Regions from separate parts of the Mus musculus genome. Here region 2 is linked to region 1. Evidence: chromatin contacts called from ENCODE Hi-C or POLR2A ChIA-PET data. All regions are on one chromosome and are shown on one strand. Each heading gives the region's core, a stretch centred on a gene start or an enhancer-like site at or near the end of the contact. The rest is flanking DNA. Distances are from core to core; before and after follow the strand shown. Region 1 holds the start of Oxr1 (oxidation resistance 1). Region 2 overlaps Oxr1 (oxidation resistance 1).

What was found. Hi-C counts contacts between places; a loop is a spot of excess contacts on that map. ChIA-PET counts read pairs that join two places held with the same protein, here RNA polymerase II (POLR2A).
Region 2: a map of left cerebral cortex shows a loop between it and region 1 (3-fold over the local background). The contact joins the enhancer-like site here to the promoter of Oxr1 in region 1. A Hi-C loop is called at or near these places in 4 of 37 maps with a recorded cell type or tissue (heart and left cerebral cortex). POLR2A ChIA-PET finds 5 or more read pairs at or near these places in 4 of 5 experiments (Patski and embryonic stem cell).

The regions. Positions count from the first base shown.
Region 1 is chr15:41,443,805-41,451,152 of GRCm38, forward strand. It overlaps Oxr1 (oxidation resistance 1), which reads left to right and starts at 3,678. Exons shown (of 17, transcript NM_001130166.1): 1 at 3,678-3,785.
Region 2 is chr15:41,485,878-41,493,225 of GRCm38, forward strand. All of the region lies in intron 1 of Oxr1 (oxidation resistance 1), which reads left to right. Among named protein-coding and RNA genes, the nearest start is that of Oxr1, 42 kb to the left of the region's middle. Within about 2 kb of position 4,301, at least 1 of the 3 ENCODE cell types and tissues checked has a DNase peak (open chromatin) inside an H3K27ac peak, as active enhancers do; it is left cerebral cortex, where a contact is called at or near this core.

The sequences.
Region 1 (7,348 bases), core at 2,428-4,927:
AGAAGACAGAGCAACTGTGTTGATAAATGAAATAGAAGAAAGCCCAGCTAAGGGATGAACAAAGAGCTGCAGAGAAAAGAAAACAACAGTGGACTGGACAGAAGTAGTAATCTGAGTGGGAGGGAAGACACGGTGTGGCAGAGGCCGGAGAGGGGGTCACGGAAGACCTTGTAGGAAGTGAATGAAAAGAGTCTAGAGTTAGTGATTTTGCTTTTGCCTTCATTAATAGATTTTGCTATGTGGACGAGGCAGATTTCAAACTCTTAACTCTTCTGCCTCGGCCTCTTCAGTGCAGAGATTGTAAGTGGGCACCACCATGTATGCTGGAGGGGTTTGTATAACTACGGAATGTTATTTGAATGAAATAATCCTAGCACTGTAGTCCTTTACTTATAAAAAAAAACAAGATTAAAGTGTATAAATATGAATCCTGTGACACTTGGTACTTTCATGAAAGTCATGAAAAGAAGAAAAATTGCATGGGAATGTAGCTTGGTTTGTAGATGGCTTGCTATGTAAGACTCGGTCTCAAAAATAATAATAAATAACAATTCTAATATATCTTCAGAAGAAATAAGACAGCAGCTGTTGGAATATCCTCTCCCATCCAGTAGGAGGGCAAAAGGAAAGTGCCTACTTTTTATTACCACACAGTTTACAACATGTTCCAGTATACTGAACCACAAAAAAAGAAACAAACAAACAAACAAAAAACAAAAACAAAAAACAAAATAACAGCAATAACAACACCCCAAAGCTTTAGTAATAGGGAACCTGTCCTTTCCTATAGAGATAGACTGGAATGGAGGTCTCAGCAGCCTATGGCTCATTAGACAGCTTTAATGAGAGTGACTCCACTTTGGAAGCAACCCAGGCCTGAAATAAAGATGAAAAGGCTACAAAGAGGGGACTAACTGTTGCCTTTAGGGAGGCAAATCAAAGTATTCTCACCTGGGAAAAGGAAGAAAAAAACCTCTTCAAAGTGGTATCCTTTTGCTCATTTTGATAACTCAGACCGAATATGCCAATAGTCTCTGTCTCTGTCACTCTCTTTGTGTGTCTCTGTCTCTCTGTCTCTGTCTGACTGTGTCTCCCTGTCTCTCTCTCTCTGTTTCTCTGTCTCTGTCTCTCTCTCTCTTTGACTGCAGGGGAGGCAAGACTCTTCAGGAAGGCAATGCACACTGTTTCGTAAGTTTCATGGGTACCTTCAGCTACTAGATATTTTCCTTTTGAGAATCTTTCTCTAGGGAAGATAGATTCATCTGTGTGGGTCTAGACAGCCAATTGGGTTTGTATTTTAAGCCTCATGAGAGTAAGTCTTGATCTGTTTTGACAAAGAAAATAAGATTGTCAACTTTGTCCCTGATGCATGGATGGGAGTGCATTCTGCTCGTAGGGAAGGAATATTAACACCAGCACAGGAAACAGTGCTTAGAACAGGGGAATACTGCTCTATGGTCCCGTGTCGGGCAGGAGGTCCCACCTCTGTGAACCAATGTATAATTTTCTCAATGTATCTATGCTAGTGAGTTGCTTTCACTTGGCATTCAAAGTCTTGAACGCAGTACATTTTGAACCATAGGTTTTATGTAGGAACCGAAACAGACTTTAAAGTGAAGGCATGTCCCCCTACAGAGAGTGTGTGTGCAGTGTCAAAGAAATGTCAAGATCACACCACCTCAAGTGTGACTGGCAGGAAGTAATAGTGTGATGGCACCCGTGTGCACAGCATTCATCTCTCATCCCATGTTACTTAGGACAGGAAAGGATAGATAAGCTTAAGAGATAGCTTCAGAGGAAAGAAAGTTAAACATAAAACTAGACTGTGATTGCAAATTGAAGGATCTGATTTAGGAGTATGTCTTGAGCAGAGACATACACTGTTATAGCGCTGTTAAAAAGTACAACCGTGTGCCTTCTGTTGGCAAGCCAAGCTTTCCTAAGTCTCAATAATGGCAAGTGAATGCATTTTTATTGAGCATGTACTGTGAGCTCTTGGTGAAGCTCAGTTCTAGTCCATGCATAACCTCAAAAGACATAAATGAACTGGGATAAAATAGTCACTTTCAAGAGAACGCAAAATCTAGGCTCTGGATTTCCTTCTTACAAGTAGAGAAAACAAGATTACCAAATTCATTAGCTGCACTGAAAACTGCGCCTAGTTTCCTGATTTCTTACTCTAACTACAGCTATGGATTTCAGGAAATAATAGGTTATATTTAAACTTGGGTAATTTCTCATCCGGCAGATTTTGGGTTCAATTAGGTATTATTTCAGGCAACAGTTGTCTCCAGGCTTCAACGTCCTCTTCTGTCAAATAAAAGCAATGAATTCTTAACTGATGAATCTAATTTGGTGACTTCCAGAGAAAAAGCTAAAACTATAACTTGACCCAGGAAATATGTGAACATCTCATTCTTATAATTGAAATCTTTATTGATTTTTTCAGGGTAAAAAATAATGGGTTTCATTACGAAATGCATGTACATCACTATGCTTTTCTCAAATTCATTTCTTTTCCTTTTCAGTATAAATATTTCCTCCTCCCCTTTCCTCTTGGCTTTCGTTTTACAGACTGATGGACGTTTCACTTTCAAAGGAGAGAAGAGATAACACTAGTTGTCAGCAATTGAGGTGGGGTATCCTGGAGATTAATAGTGAGAACCCACTCACTACCAGGTTTTGAGAGGCCTTTGGGCTGATTTGCTGGTCGGATTGATGCAGTCTCATCTTGGCAAAGGGACCGACTTCCTTCAAGAAAGGGCCGAGGTCCAGTCTACCTAGTTGTACTTTGGCCCCTACCCCTACTCCTCTCTCATAATTTCCCAGGCAGAGTTGGAAAGGTGGGAGCGGTGGAAGTAGAAGGCAGCAGGCAGGGAAAGTAAATTACAGTTCAGGCAACAGGAACAGTGCCTCCAAGGTCAGGCTGAGTGTCAACTAATTATGTAAAATCCTGCGGAAATAGAAGTCGGGGAGAAGCCCAGCCTACTCTTGTATTTAAGGAGATCTTTCCAGAGCCCCTTTCAACCCACAGCCCCATACCTTCACCCTTTGGCCAGATCTTTGTATTTTGCCCGCCTTCCTTGATTTCTCGTTCCAATTCCACCAGAATAACCCTGAAAACTTTTTTCTTCCTCTTGGTAAGTCAGTAGCAGAGGAGCTTTCCCATAATTTCAGACCAGTATCTTCTCGATGTCTCTGTCTAAGGCCCTGAGGCTAGGGCTGCTGGGCAGCTCTGGGGACCGGGGACGGGAAGGGGTGCCATACCCCGCAGCCTGGAGTTGGGACTCTGCTCTGGCTACCCTGGCAGGTGTCTGTTCTTGGGGCACGGTTTCCCAGGGCAGGGGTCCAGGAGGACGCCAGCTCCCGGAGCCCGAGAGTTCGCTGCGGGGACGCGCGGAAAGGGGGTGCGCTGGCAGCCGGTAGCTTCCTTCCGCAGGAGCTATTTTTAGCAGGGCTTCGCCCCCCCTTTTCCCGGAGCCGCCGGCGTGGTCGCCTCCAGCTCGTGGCCGTCGCTCTGCAGCTCGGCGCCGCCTCCCCCGCCGCGGATGGCTCTTGGTAGCTTCCACGCGGGCAGGTCCGGAAACTGAGCAAGTCTGCAAGCGCTCCGCGGCCCCGGCGGCGGCGACGGCGGTGGGGGCAGAGCTGGGCTGCGTCAGGCTGAGCGCAGTCCGCGCGCGGCCGCGGGAGCGCAGTGCCAGCGCCGCCCGGCCCCACCGAGAGGGGCGCACTCGCCGCTACGGGGCTCGCACCGCTCGCCGCAGCCCCCTCCCGCCGACCCGCAAGTAAGTTTGTGCGGCTGCTGGGCGCCGCCGGGGCGAGGGCTAGGCGCTGGGGGAGCTGGGGATGGCGAGCGGGAAGAGCGCCTGGACACCCGGAGAGCGGGCAGCCTTCTGCCTCCGGAGTCCCGCGCTTCTCCCAACCGCTGGGCAGGTAGAGAGCTCCTGCTTACAAGGATGCTCTAGCAAAAGCTATAATGAGCAGACCCCGGAGGGTAGGACTGGCTCAGGGTTCAGGTGTGGGTCACTCTGGAAGGAAGAAGGACCGCGGATGAGGGAGCGGACCCGGCAGGCCAGGAGCCGGCTAGTGCCCGATGGGGAAGGGAAGGTTTGGAGAGCAGGGACCTGCCTGGGAACAGCCAAAAAGGGAAAGTGGTGTCCCTAGGACTGACAGAGGGTCAGAGAGCAAAATAGAAGGGCGGTGTGTCCTGAACCAGGATGACAGAAGGGGAGATAGATGGAAAGTGGGGCGTGTGAAAAGCGGATTTGTAGGAGAGTAAAGGACGCCAGTGGAAGGGTCAGTGGGCGCCTGATGGGCGGGTGAACTTGGTTAATTCGGGGAATCAGAACAAGCTTAGGTAGATATGATGGAAAGAGGCAGATTTAATTCAAGCCTCCGGAGGGAGTGTGTGAGGCAACACGTTGTGAGAACCAGCGGGTTTAGAAAGTGGCCTGGAAGGGAGGGCTGGAAAGGTGATGAGGGATATGGGGGAATGTGAGCAGGGAGTGGGGTAGATTCATGCCTAGGATAGGGAGGAAGGGGAGTTGCAAACCTGTGCATAGGGTTGGAGGCTTCCGTGAGTCAAGTCCCATGGTAGAGGTTTAGAGGTACTTCTCTGAGGTTCCTCTTCCATCTCCTATCTGGTTTGGAGGCTCCTAGGATCCTGGACAGAGATGAAGCAGGGAGGAAGGTAGTCACTTAAGGGGAGCCACCAGTGCTTTCGCTTACCGGATTGTGTATCCGGGTTCCTTTTAAGCAATGTGGGGCTGGGTTTGTGCGTTACACAGAGGGGGAGTGGTGTGTGTTCTAGGCCAAGGGGATCCCTAGTCTCCTATGGGGAGGGGGAATTTGTGTTTTGGGCTGGTTAGTAAGGTAGAAGTCTGCAGCGTGCAACACGCAGCAGGGGGTGTACATGCATGCGCTTTGCAGGTGCGTGGTGCAGGCCAGGGGTCCTCCGAGCTGTGCAGTCTGTCTCCACGACTGGGAGATCAGGACTCTGGACGTGGTCCAGGACAGGATTAAGGGAAACGTGCTTCCGCTTCCAGTATGTCTTCTGCCTCCTTTTGCTGGTTACATTCTTTCTGGCCCAGTGATGGGTTTCCATAGCCTCCCTCTGGTTACCTTTTATTTGAAACCTGATGCTGTTTGTCTCCCCTGATTTCTGTGCTTAGAGGATGCATCTCAGGCAGGGTTGTTCCCATCTTTCTACTCAGGGAAGGAATCTGAGAAGTCCCTGATGTCACAGGGGCTCTGGAATCATGGGGCCTTCTCAAAGGACATGATGATCATAACATCTGTGGATTCCGTAAGCAGGTAGCTTCAAATGGACTGGGAGAGGCAGTGAGTAGGTTGGGAACAGTGACCATTACTTACCTGTGTTTTGAAGGGGGGTGGGGGGGCTTCCTCTCAGTTCCAGGCATGCAAATCAATGACTTACGAAGGGAAAGACCAGATTAGTTCAATAAGCATCGGAAATTATGTTGCAAAATAAAATGTCCATTTGACTAGCAGAGATTTTACCCACCAGCTACATGAATCAAGAAGAATCTGCAGGTTCCAGGTTGAGAAATGGCAATGAAGAGGTGGGTGTCACCACGACCACGTCTTCTCAAGCTCTGTCTAGCTGAGCATGGTTTGTTGGTGGGCAGCTTTTAAAGCTGCACTGTTGGAGTAGGAAATGAAGCTGAAGCAGGGGCTGGAAACCGGGGCCATCTGTGTGCACTAAGGACGGAGGAGGGTTCGACTTGCGGTCCCAGACTGCTGTTTCAGAGGATCGGTCTCTGATTATGTGTCATGACTGATATGTTTAGCACATCAAATTGAGGGGTGTGTGCGTGCGGGTGCATTTGTGTGTGTGTGTGCGTGTGCGCGCGCACACACGCGCTTGCTCATGTGTGCTTGGTGGTGGTGGTGGTGGTAGGGTGTCAGTATTCAGAAGAAGAGAAGCCAGAACTTCATTGAGGAGTGGGATGTGGGCTTTTTCCCTTTGCTTTTCTTTTCTTCTTTTCTTTCTTTCTTGCCTTTTTTGTTTGTTTGTTTTTGTTTTTGTTTTTGTTTTTTTTTTTTTTGAGTTTTCACAGTCTTGCCTGACCTATGGAGTGACATAACAAAAAGAGAGTACTCATCTAGTGGCCAGGAGCTGCCCTTTTTACCTCATTGGTTGGGCCAGATTGGGGGGAGGGGGACGTCACTGTTTGAAAATATATCTACTTTTATAGAGATCTGGAAGGTGGGAAATTTGAATAATAAGGGGGTATTTTTTTTTTGCTGTTATCTTTCACTTCTATTACTGTGAGCTTTTAATTGATTGTATAGATCATATCAAAGTAAAATAAGTGATTGTTTTTTTTCCTTCAGAATATAGTTCTAATAAAACATAACTGTGTGTTTGTCTGCATTGAATTGGGGGAGTTGTTGGGGGGAGGGGATGTCCAAGGAGGAGGGAGGGAGGGTTGGGAATGGGTGTTCAACAGAGACAGAGACAGGAGACTGGAGATCTTGTGAGTGTGTAGAGGTGAAGGCTGTATTTATTTAATGCTAAATTTAGTTTGAAATAAGACTATCCTTCCTCCTAACGTCGAGCCCTTTGACTACAAAGGACTGTATGTGCCCTTTGGCTACTTTCTCGAGTTGAGAGTTCTGAAGTGGAGCATAACTTGACAACTCTTCTGAAGGAGCTGTCCCTAAGCATGGCTAAGCTTCAGCAAACAGTCCATGGAATCTGCTGCCCTAAGGTAAAGGCATTAAAAATGGTGCGATGTCTCCCAGAGGATAAAAGAAATGTCAGTCAAAGTAGGAGAGAAATGATGTTGCCTCACTCCAGGAGTGGAAATGACTGATAGGCTAAGAGCACAGGGCCTCAGCTGAGGGCCTTCCAACAGAGGCACCCTAGCAGGCAGGGGAGACGTTGTTTTGGCTTTCATCAACTTCGGGGAAGGGTGTTATGGGCATCTCACAGGTTACAGCTGGAATTGCCATTAGCATTTGATGATGAATTAGATAGTCCCCACAGTTGTACAGCCCTGGATGTCAGTACAGATTAGAAACCATGGCTTTCAGTATTCCTAGGATTATGAATGGTTCCTTTAAAAAGTGACCTGTGACCTCTACCACATCCCTGCCATGGCATGTGCACACACAAAAGCAAATGGTTTTTTAAATGTTTCAAATATTTAAAAAAATGGTAGAATTTCTTTTTTTAAAAAAGTTAGATATTGCTAAGTTGAAGTTCATCTCAGTAACAAACACTAATTTTCAGAGATTTCATTGCAAAATGGTACCATGCCCCACACCTTATTTTAAGGTAATGGGATCTACTTATTGGCAGAAGCTTATTTTGGCTTTTAGT
Region 2 (7,348 bases), core at 3,051-5,550, 43 kb after region 1:
CCAAGGGCTTCCTGTAGTAGATTACTTCTTAAATTCACTGTCTCTGTCATCAAGCAATTCAATCCACTTAAATGAAAAATAAGTTAGGATTAATGACTGGAACCAAAATTTTAAAGCTTAGAGCAAGTGTGCCTTTAAGGAAGTATAGATCTAATGAAAATACTTTAGCTATGGACCTCATTTAGAATATTATTCACAAAATGAGCCATCCACTCTTCACATCTGTGAGCAAAATTTAAATTCTTTTTTTAAAATTTTTATCGGTTATTTTATTTATTTATATTTCAAATGTTATTCCCCTTCCAGGATTTCCCTCTGTAAAACCCCTATCACACCTCTTCCCCCCTGCTTCTATGAGGGTGCTTCCCCACCCACTCACTCCCTCCTCACTGTCTTAGCAAATCTATCCATGTTTTCCACCCTTCCTAGTCTCCTTCCAGACCTTACCTTACCTTTTTCTTCCAAGTCCTTTCCCACATTCATATCTTTTAGATTTGTGACCCTGTGAGTTTAGCTAGGGCTGTTTATGTGACTGCAGGTTTGAAGCTATCTACTGGGCCCTGCTGGGCTCACCTAGTAGGTACAAAATGGAACACAATCAGTCCCCATCTCCAATGATATACATGTAGCCATGAGTTCAGTAGGGTGACAGAGGGTCCTATGAGTCCTCCTACTATCCCTGACTGCTGAGAGATGCAGTCTCCTGCAGGGCAGTGACAGGCAACTGAAGCTGTTGTGATTCTTGGTTGCAAAGACTGTCATTCCCAGGATTGCACCACCGCTCCACCATCTTCTGGATCTTAAATTCTTTCTGCAGCCTCTTCATTGATGTTTCCTGAGCATCAGAGTGAGTGGTGTGTCTTGTTTATTTATGGCAGAACACTCAAGAGTGATTTGTTCTCAGTACCTCCAGCAGAAGTAACGGCTAACCCTTTTGTTTAAAGGTCACCAGTGTGCACTTGTCAGAGGGAACAGAGGCTGTCTTGCTTTTCTTGGGAGTCTTGGACTCGCTGATGCTGTAAAGAGTAGATTTCATGTAACTTTAGCATGTTTTCAAACTAATCTAGCTGGACAACCAGGTTTTGTTATGTTGTTTTTCTTACTTCATGAGAAGTAGTTCATGATGATTGTCAAACAGCATCCTGATGAAATCAGGGTAAACAGCTGACCTGAGAGTTAGCTCAGCCTGGAGCCAGCTTCACTCTCAGTAGGGATTACCTGCAGGAGGAAATAGGAGTGGGCATGGGAGAGCATTTGCTGTAGTGCAGGGAATATCTTCCAGGCAGACCCAGTCAAGGAGTATTCCTTTCCTATCACGGTGGCTTCCTATAGCACACTATTCAAACTGAAAGCACATTTGTGTGCAGTGAATGTCACAAGGAAATTCCCTCCTAATTACATGTCGTTCATTCATTTAGTTATTCTAGCACATGATTTTATCTCAACATAGAAACACCCTCCAAAATATTACTGCTCTCATGGGACTTATATTTGTTACTTTAACATTATACAGTTAACTGGATTTTATTTTAATTAAAATATAATTATATCACTTTCTCTTTTCTCTCTTCTCCCACCCTTTTTATTTCTTCCCATTCTCAGGTTGTTGGCCTCTCTTTGGTACACACAAACACACACAAACACACACACACAAACACACACACACAAACACACACAAACACACACAGGCACACACACACAAACACACACACACAAACACACACACACACAAACACACACACACACAGGCACACACACATTTATCTGTTTTAAGAAATAAATTTCTGATTCATAAACTACCTAGTTTATGTTGATTTGTTAGAGGAAGAGCCCACATAGATGAAGAAGACATGTCACATTGGTCTGTGTACCAGAGTACTAGAGGCAGCTTGGTTTGGATGCCTTTAACTCAAACTTCCTCACAAGATCATTTGCCAGTCAAGCCTGCAGTTGTACCAAGATGGCAGTGAGGTGTCTTCTACGCCATCCATGGTGCTGGGTGTTGGCTAGAGACTTTTTGGTTCTTTCCCTACTGGAGATCTCCATGTGTCAGCCTGGCTCTCACAAGTGTGATCAATTCAATAAAAGATGACATATCTCAGTGCCATCTATAACCTGGCTTGTGATGACACATCCTCTATTTCCTTGGAGAATAGTTAGCTATTCATTTTGGGAAAAGAAACACAGGAACATGAACATCAGGCACAGAAGTCACTGAAGGTCTTTCTGTAAATTACTGCCACTCTGGAATGTATCCAAGCTCCCTCATTCATTAGCTTGCTCTCTTATCCCAGCTTGTCTGACCGGTGTTGGCACTTTCAGGTGAATTCAATCTTGTAGTATTACTCAGGAAAATTAAAATCAAAATATTAATTTTTGAAAGATATTCATAAAATTAGATCAACCCATCAGCCTATATGTCTCAGATGTATTATGAGTTCATTTGGCAGCTAACTCGGCCATCGTATAGGGGTCCAATGTAAAGTTAGCTTTTCTGTTGTTAATTACAGGGCCTCACATTATACATGTGCTTCAAATGGGTAACATATGACATCCACATGGAAGTTCTGTCTGAAGGGTCAATCCTCTGACCTACACAGAGAGTATGTTGGAGGAATTTCCTCATTAAAAATGCAGCCACTGGCAACAGTGGCACAGGGGCAGGAGACCATCAGAAAGCTCTTGGAAATGACAGGTTTAGGGAAGATGGGAGGGGTTTTGATTCTTTTAGTTTCGGTGTGTATTTCTAAATTTTTATTAAATATTGAAATAGTCACAGTACTAGGTGAGATGACTTTATGATGGTTGAATATTGGCCTCCTCTTGTTGAGAAATAGTTGCCTTCCTTCATGGTGTGGAGTTAAGATTCCATCTTGTAAAATATCCTAAGTGCATATTTTTTTGGAGAACATTGTCATTTCAGTTTTAAGTTCACTAGAAACTGATATAATTAGGGTACAGCATATTCTGTCCTGCAATAAATTTTAGAAACATGTAAATGAGGCACACTGTTTTCCATGGTCATTTGATTTTCATTTCGTTGTTTGGAATTTAATGAGATTTTCCTAATTTGGTGGCCAGGGGTTGATGTTGCCTGTGGATGGATTTGACAGCAATTTCAGCTATCAATTGCTGGGTACACAATGCTATTTTGTGATGAGAAGGAGCCACCCTAATCCAATAGATTTTATTTTTTACCACTGTTAAAACAAATTGAGTTCTTCCAACTATATCATAGCACAGAAATATATTATATCTATGGCAGGAATCCATGGCCAAAAAAATGTGATGAATATTTTTATGGAACTAAAATAGTGGATGTAGGTAGGAAGTGTAAGACTCCGTGCCATATGCTGTCTCATCCAGCTCCCCACTGCGCTGCAGTGGCTGAAATTTCATTTCAGCATACACCTTCATACCCCTGCCAGAGGATATTTTTGAACACCGAAGACAAGAGTAATATTGCTTTCTACTAGTGATTAAAAGTAAAATGCTTAGATGGTTGTTGTTTTGTTGTCGTTGTTTTGGTCAACTTTTCAGTATAGACTTCCAAGAGGACTGTTGAATCTCACTGTGTGCTTAGAAATGGTTTTAATCTTAAGAATTAAAAAAAAAAAAAAAGAAAAGAAAAGAAAAAAAGAAAAGAAAGAAAAAAGAATTTTACTGTCATTGACTTTTGGGAAAATTTGAGTATGTAAATAAATGGAATTTATTAGTTCATCAAAGAATATATGAAGATCAGGTGTTACCAAATGGGTTATTTTTTTTAAATCCATTATTTCAGAGAGCCATTTTTGTCTATTTAGGAAGGGGTCCCAAGGCCAGTGTCTATGAAGTACACATTGTACACATTGGTGGTTACTATTCCTGATAAAGAATGGACTCTCAAAATGGATGTTGTAAACTACAGGCAATCTCACTTGTACATAGCTAATTCTAAAGGGAAGGCAATATCTGATATGTTAACTGGTGATGGAACTGAATATAATATGTTCCAGTCTAAATTTAGGTTTCATTACTGCTATGTTCAAGAGACTGAGCCCAGTGTGCCCATTGACTGAACTGAAGTTAAATGCATAGAGAATTTGAATTCTTTGGCTTTTCTATAGTGTGAACTTAAATGATGTTCAAAACATGTATAGAATGAGTCATTTGAGTTTCCTCTCTGTCAGGAAGTAGGTGAAGAGCTTTGTAGTCAAGACCCTATAACTGATAACAGTGGGGCATAAGGAGGCTTAAGTAAGTGACCTAAGTTTCCATAGTCAGCAGGTGACACTGAAGGAGGAGCCTAGATCCTGCCCAGGGCTGACTTCACATAAGCTCTCACTCCGGGTAAATAGAGACAGATATAGGATGCTAACAGCCTGTTGTAAGCCATGTGCTCATCAGAGAAAGAAGGTGATGATTTAGATGAAAATCCTGGAACCTTGCCTGGATTTTGAAAAGATAGAACAGAATAATATGTAGAATCTCTCAGTTTTATCCCTGTAAGAGTTTTGGTGTTGGTGATCGTATTTGAAGGACTGAAATGAAGGGCAGCGAAGGTATATATCTGAGCAATTAAAATTGATTTTGGGTTTTTTTTTTATGTGTATGTGTGCCTTGGCAACATGTAGGCTTGTGCACCTCAGAAGTACATGATGACTGTGAATATCAGAAACAGACTGTTAATGAAGTTACAGATGGTTATGATCCACTATGTGGATGCTGGGAATCAAACCCAGGTCTTCTGCAGGAGCCTCCAGTGCTCCTACCCACTGAGCCATCTCTCCAGCTTTCCTAGGCAGACATTTAAAGTATTTAAAAATGTATTTTGTCAGAGTTGTGGGTTCTTTTTGGGTTTGTTTCTCTTTGTAAACTCTCCAGCTGTCATTTAATAGGGAGGTATTTCAGTATAAAGGGCATGTAGAAAGCATATATTATTGGACAAATAATATCTATTTTTATCTCCCCTCTTTTGCAGTTTTAGTACTATGTTAAATTTCTGTTTGCTACTGAAGTTAACTTGGCATAGCATATTTTAAATATTAAGATAAAATGGCTGAGGATTTTTTGAATTGCATAATGTTCTCCTAAGTTTATTGAAGATCCTTAAAGCCTCAGTTAACATTTTGCATCAAATTATTTTTTAATATCAGATTTGAAGTTCTACCCATCTAATAGTTTAGCAATATTTGTAAACACTCCCATTACTTCACAACTAAGACATAATCAATAGTCCGTTTAGAGTCAAAGCAATATGGCAGAATCAGAGAATAATGGCGTAGGACCTACAGTTAGAATTCAGTAACCAAGTCTGTGCATTGTACCCTGGCTTCTAACCCCAGCTCTTGTGTGGCAATAAATGAAATCAGAGAACATCATCTTCACCTATACTGAATGCTCGCTTTGCTTCCACAAAGAGTAAATCTAGGTGAAATTAACTGGAAAAAGGATCCAGAAAGAGTAGATGGTAAAAGACTATAATGTATGTAACTGAGACTTTGACATGAATTTTGAAGGTATTATGCTGCGCATTGTGGCATGGATTGGTAATCTCAGATAACATGAATATTGAAGCAGTAGGATCAAAAATTCAAGATCTTATTCCCAACACAACGTAAGTGAGCATGATGCTCTATACCTGTAATCTGAGTAGCTGGAAGACAGACGCAAGAACATCAGGAGTTTGCTTATAGAAGACTGAGGCCATTCTGTTTTACCTTCAACATCGACTCAAACAAGCAAACAGACAAAAACCCAAAGCTTTTTGCTTTATTCATTAGATATAGTCACACATGGACTAATAAAAATATCTGGAGACCTTAGTTTTCCAGGATGGAATATCTACAAAATAATGACATACTTTATACTTTGAATACTTCCGTCAATCTTCATTAAAAAGAACATTCACTGGAGACATCCAGGGCTGTTTGGAAAATCCTGCCACATTATGTTTTATGTAATATCTGCTGTCTTTCCTCTCTTGGTTGCTGGAGATTCATTTACTTACTGTAATGATCCTAATGAAGGTAGATAGTTAAACTCACAGTATTAAATCATATTACTCTTTCTTTGTTAATGTGCATCCCTGTAAGGATTCAGAGTTAAGCTGCTCTGGTACAGGTGAGTCTAGGGAAGTGGGTGGCTCAGTGTATTTGTTTTCTCTTTCAAAAGATTAAAATGAGTAACTTCAATTTTTAAACATTATTGTGGACAGTTTTTTTTCTTTTTTAATGAAATTTAATCTGAACATGATTAAGAATACAGATTCAATAGTACTTCATTTTGGCTCAAGTGGACATTCTGCATTTAAGATTTGATTTTAAATATAGATCAGTTTATTGATGAATTTTACATAAAGGCTAATCAAGCTTAGTGTGGATTTCTCACTGGCTCTTGACCTAGATGACTTTCTAGCTAGGATGCCATCAGAGCACACAGAGACACGCAGGATGAGGAAGAACGGAACGATCCTCCTGTACACATCAGAGTGCTTGCTGAGAATTCCTATTTTGAGCAGCTCTGGAACTCAGCTGCTATGGCAGGACACCTCCGTTGTACCCTTCTGTAAGGGACCTGCCATTACTCTCTCTCCACTGACCATTTTTCCAACAAACACCTTTTAATAGCTCAAGAGTTTGTGTTGTTGTTAGCTAACCTACTAAAACTGAGAAACTAGGTTTGCATTCATCTATACAAAGTATATCCAAAAACCCTGTCTTTCACTTGTAAATTCGGATACTAGAAAAAAAAAAAACAAAGAAAATGAACTAGTTATATAACTAATCAAATTAGATGAGGAACAATAAGGTTAATATATGCCAAGAGGCCACAGCAGATAAACATGGCTGTATTAATCCACAGTAGTCCCTTTTGCATAATTTATGTATCCTGAGTATCTATACTGCTTATATACCTACAAAGAATTCTGCCCTAAATGTAATGAAATCAATCCTATTAATTGAAAGAAAATACTATAGCCTTTAAAAATTCTAGACCCAGGGCCTTAGAAATGCCAAGGAAGTCCGCTACCACTGAGTTTTATTTCTAGCTTTAAAAACTGTGTTTTGTGATATTTACTGTTATGATTATTTGCTTCAATTTAACTGGTTGGAAGAGTCGTACCATCTCTCTGAGTGGCAGTCTTCCTTGCTGAGATCTCTTTGGCAGCCTCTTGGAGCTTCAGAGAAAGTTTTGAATTTCATTGGGTGGTATCTGCCCCCCTGTTTGTCTTACTGGCAAGACTTCTGGTATCTTTCTTTGTTTCTGAATCAAGCTGATTTTCTTCCCTCCTCCTCTTCCTTACCACACTCTTTTATTCAATATATACATATATATATATATATATATATATATATATATATAT